2 separate regions of the Homo sapiens genome follow, and region 1 is linked to region 2. Evidence: chromatin loops called from intact Hi-C (ENCODE). Cell type or tissue: left lung. All regions are shown on one strand.

Region 1 (2,500 bases), 470 kb after region 2:
CTCCTGACCTCAGGTGATCCACCCACCTGGGCCTCCCATAGTGCTGGGATTCAATTTTTTTTTTTTTTTTTTCAAAAGAAGGGTAAGTGCTTGCTGTTCCCATCCCTGAAACATTGCATGTATTTAAGAAAAACAAAATGTTAGTGGCATATTTGCTTCTAATGTTCCCCTAACCCTACATGCATGTTTTATGTGCACTCATATGAGTATCTTTAAATATAATCCCTTTACATCTGTGTTCTATGCAAAGTCTCTCATTTCTTTCAAGACAGCCTAATGAAGGCCATCATCTCTGTAAACCACTTGTCACTACAAAAATACAATTACTCACCAAAAAGCTTTAAAAAATAAAGCTGTGTCTTTAGGGAGACCCAATAAAGAATGCAATCCATGCCATAAGCAGGAGTTGATACACCACCTTATTAGCTAAAAATATATATAACACAATATGAGTAATGTTTAAGATCTGTTTTAAATTTAAAACAATGAATTGAATGCTCTAAGAGGCTCCTACAGGCGCTCCAGGCCACTCTCAGAGACTCCCAGGAGTTGTTGAACTATATTTGGAGAAAACAGCCACTGAATATTATCATTTCTCCTTTAAAGAGAGTTTGTAAGGGGGGAACATGCATTTTATCAGACAATTTATCCAAAGCATTGCAGAACATGAGTGCTGATGAGGGCACCTCTTGTGCTGAGTCCCCTCAGCTATCAGTGTTCTTCTCAAGGACACATTTGGAAGGTTTTAACATTGAAAGTGAGCGGAGGACTTGGGGGCAGAGCAGCACAAAGAAACAGCCTTACACTGGGCACATGGAGGAGACGTCCACCCTGCAGCCAGGACTGGGGTTCACGTCACTGCCAGAGCTACACTCGCCTTCTGCTTCCACGGTCCTGTTAATTCTAGATCAGAGAGCAAGAAAAAAGTACAGAACATATCCTCTACGGTTATTTCCTGCTTTCTAATTAAAAAAATAATAACCATGGCAAGAGAGAAAGAAAGAGAAAGTACTCAGAGGCTGACACTGACATTTCACTTCCTCGCTCTCCTAAGTTTAATTACAACAGCACGTGCAGCCACGTCAGCCAAATGACTTCATTTCTGATGTGAAAACGCTTAGGCCATGATGTCGTTCATTTTCTGTAATTGCTGCCTTTTCTCATTCTGTTAATAGTCCCGGCAACCAGATTTCAGTGGGGCATGACGTGAATGTGTATATGGTGATTCAAATGCAAAATTTGTTTATGGGGCTTTTAATCGAACGCGTGTGTGCCTGAACATTCTTGCTCAAGTTGATGAATCATGGGGTGGAATAAAGGCTGAGTTTAGTTTTTCACTTTAGCAAAGGGGCAATGGGGTGCCTACTATGTGCGAGACATTGGGAGGGGCTTCTGAATTATTCTGGATATCGTCATTTTGCAGTGTGCATAATTTTGCCAACCGTTGCTTTCGTAGCCCCTGCTAAGTGTTGACTTTTTAAAATATAAGTTTATTGTAAAAGTGACATGAAAATTACAACAGATATTCCAGACCAAAATAATACAACAATCCCAGCATCTGATTGAGTCAGTGTTTGCTGTTTCCCCTGCACTTTCCTAGTTCTTAAGCATTTGCGTATGTAAACATTCATATTTGCAATAAAAAAGTGAGCTTTTATATTCTAAATTTTTACTTAACTTAATTCAATGCTTTCTACTCATTTTTCTATACTTTTTTTTTTGAGGCAGAGTCTCATTCTGTTGCCCAGGCTGGAGTGCAGTGGCGTGATCTTGGCTCACTACAACCTCCACCTTCCAGGCTTAAGCGATTCTCATGCCTCATCCTCCCAAGTAGGTGGGATTACAGGTGCCCACCACCAAGCCCTGCAAATTTTTTTGTATTTTTAGTAGAGACAGTGTTTTGCCATGTTGGCCAGGCTGGTCTCGAACTCCTGACATCAGGTGATCCACCTGCCTCGGCCTCCCAAAGTGCTGGGATTACAGGTGTGAGCCACCACGCCCTGCCTACTCTTTGTTTTCTTTCCTCCCCACCCATTTTCCCCCGTCCTGTCCCCTCCTTCCAGCCTGAGATGTAGGCTCCACCTTAACTGTGCTCAGATACACAAGTGAGGGCTTTTTAACTTGATTATGCCTTTTAAAAATACTATGTATGTAAAATATTTATTCATCTGCAATTTGGCTTCCCTAACTTAACATTGCATCATGAAACTCTTTGGAACAACAGCTATCTAGATAGCTGACTCATTCTTTTGGATTGCTACGTAATCTCACTTAATACAGATGTATCATGATTGATTGAATCATTGCCTTGTTGATGGGCCTTCAGATTATTTCCAGTTTTTTGCCACTGCAAACAATAAACATCCTTGTACATACTACATTGCAGTCTGGTACTTCTGTTTCTGTGGAATAGATTCACACGTGCAAAATTTCTGGAACAAAGCCTGTGTGTAATTTAAATTTTACCAGCCATGACCGGGCTATGCTCGCACATAGCTGG
Region 2 (2,500 bases):
TGGGAATGCCATTTGGGAATGTGCTGGTGACAGTTGGTGACAATTCCAACTCACTCAGCTCTGGGAATGCAATAGGAAAATTAAGGTGGGTATCAGGGGCTCAGCTAACACTGTTCTAACCTTCATAGAGAGTAAGCAATCCCTCCCTATAGAATCTACCTCATGCCAATGGGAATCTCTTACCTTCCTTTATCAGTGCCTGAAATTCCACCCCTATAATCTGGGTCTGCTAACTCCAAGAACCAGTGTGTTTCTCATTATATTAAATTCATCTCCTAGTAGAGGTGACGTACAAGGTCACTATCTCCTCCAGCCCCTTAGATCTGCTTAGCCATTGTGGGATGGTGAACTAGGAGGAGTAGGGGAGTCATCCAGTGGGGATACTCGGTGGTGATGGAAAGAAAGGTGAGAAAGTTCCAGGGATAAACTTTGCTAACCTGACAAGTGCTCTGGCTGCCAAATGGAGCAGCGCGTGCTAATGAGAGAGATTTCCTAACGCAGAATTAAAATAGGCCAGTCCATTCAGAGGAAGTGACCTGTAATCAACTTTAGAGGCCAGGCAGTGTTGCATGACTCCAATCCCAATTAGGGAGGCTGAGACAACTCCTGCTGGGATGTCAACCCTCCAGCTCATGAATAAGATGGCCCAGAGCCATTTTCCATTTCCTTTCTCCTGGGCCAAGATTCAATCTCTGGAGAAGACAGTGAAGGAGGACTTCCCTTGATGATGATTCCCTGGAGAAATGGAAGGATGGAGAAAGCAAAAAATTCCAACTGTCCCAGGAAAAATATTAGGAAGTGAGGCTGGCCTTCTCTACTTTGGAGTTCTCCATGCCTGACCATTTGGGCTCCTACAACTCTCCCTTCCTCTCTTCTCTGTGAGTTAGTCACTTAATCTTTCTGATCTTACATTTTCCCATTTGTAAAATGGTGATAATAACCCTGCCCCCTTTGGGGATTGAGTGTCTGTGAAGCTCCCATTCATCTTCTCCTTTGTGTCCCTATTGTCTTTGATTTATTCCTCTGTAGAGTAGTGTTTGGTAATTTAGTTGCTTACCGGTCTTATTCCTATCTGGAGATAGTGAACTTCTTGGGTTTTTCAGTGACTGTAACATATTTGTCTTTTTATGCTCAGCAGCCAGCGCAGTGCTCGCTTCTTGAAGTGGTTCAGTGAATGTTGAGTTAGTGGATGAAAACATGCATCAACAAATGAGTAAGCAAATGAATGCCTGAAGGACTGTGCACCTCTGAGTGTCACTGAGGGTTACAGTATATGTCTGTGTCCCAAGGTGTCAGCCCTTCTGCAAGAGATGATTGGAGAGGGCTTTCATTCATCCCAAGGAGCATAGTCTGTCTAGGGCAGGGGTGGGGCCCTTTCTCCTAGGAGGAACGCTTTGAGAGGCACGAACACGGAGCTGGATCAGAGGAGTACGTGCCCCTGCTGTCAGCGTGGGGGTGACTGGCCCATGGAATAGAACTTATCTCCAATGTATGCCATGAGCCCTACCTAGGAATCCCTTCCTTAGGGGTGGTCCCTACCTCCATGTAGATGGACCTGTGTAGGAATAGCGTTGCCTGGTAGTGGGTGAATAAATCTGCTTAAGCATGGGGCTCAGTTAATAGGCTCATGTCTCATCAGGCTTGGGATTTAGCAGAGAGTTTGGAGCCTAGCACACTGGATTTTCACCTCAAGGAAGATGCTGCCGCATACTATGTAGGTGGATTTTTTTCCCCAAAGCAACTGTGGCGGAGGCAAAGATTGGTCTATAAGTGCATGAAGACGGCATAATTGGTGACCACATTTCACTCCTCTGTAGTAATATTATACATCCATACCCCTTCCATAGCCTCATGGTGGGAACAATAATTGTCTTTGCCCCTTGACATTGAGCTTGGCCATATGACTTGCTTTGGCCAAGGGGATGTTGGCAGATGTGACAAAAGCAGGAGCTTGAATTTGCTTGTGTGATTGGGTTCGTGTTCTTGTGCTTCTGCCATCACCACAAAAATACCATATTTCAGGTTGCCATTGCATCTTCATGTCAGACACCAAAATGAGACATCTGCAGTGAAGCTATGCCAAGCAATCTGCAGACATATGAACGAGAAATAAATGTTTCTAGCTGCATGTCACTGAGATATCAACGGAGTTTGTTATGTAGCAAAAGCTGATTGATACAAGGCAAAATGAGTTTTTTAAATTTCAGGCTTTTTGACACTGACAGTTGAGGAAATTATTTACTGCCTTTAAATTTGCAAGGCAGCAGTTACTAAAGCTTAATATACATATAGCCTGTGATCTAGAAATGTCTATGGGGGGGACATTCAGCTTATGTCCCCCCCATAGACATGTATAAAAATATTCATAGCAGCTTCGGCCATAATACTTAACCTGGAAATAACTCAGATGTCCTCCAGTACAGCACAGAAGGCCAAGGAGGGAATGGGAGTGAGAAAGTAGAGGCAGGAAGTTGTTGCGGATGCAAAAAGAGATGAAAGA

The links. Peaks named below come from ENCODE experiments on the same cell type or tissue, not always from the same donor. Only the 100,000 strongest peaks of a DNase experiment are listed, where the experiment ranks them.
Region 1: it touches region 2 in a loop (7-fold over the local background); 13 of 110 quality-filtered maps call a loop at or near these places.

What each region holds. Positions count from the first base shown.
Region 1 is chr20:4,726,083-4,728,582 of GRCh38, forward strand. It overlaps PRND (prion like protein doppel), which reads left to right. Exons shown (of 2, transcript NM_012409.4): 2 at 1-2,378. Among named protein-coding and RNA genes, the nearest start is that of PRND, 5.4 kb to the left of the region's middle. RefSeq lists an enhancer at 971-1,060. In left lung, no CTCF peak of the experiment used is centred here; no DNase peak of the experiment used is centred here; H3K4me3 peaks cover 520 bases; H3K27ac peaks cover 850 bases.
Region 2 is chr20:4,256,468-4,258,967 of GRCh38, forward strand. No RefSeq gene overlaps it. Among named protein-coding and RNA genes, the nearest start is that of ADRA1D, 8.4 kb to the left of the region's middle. In left lung, no CTCF peak of the experiment used is centred here; no DNase peak of the experiment used is centred here.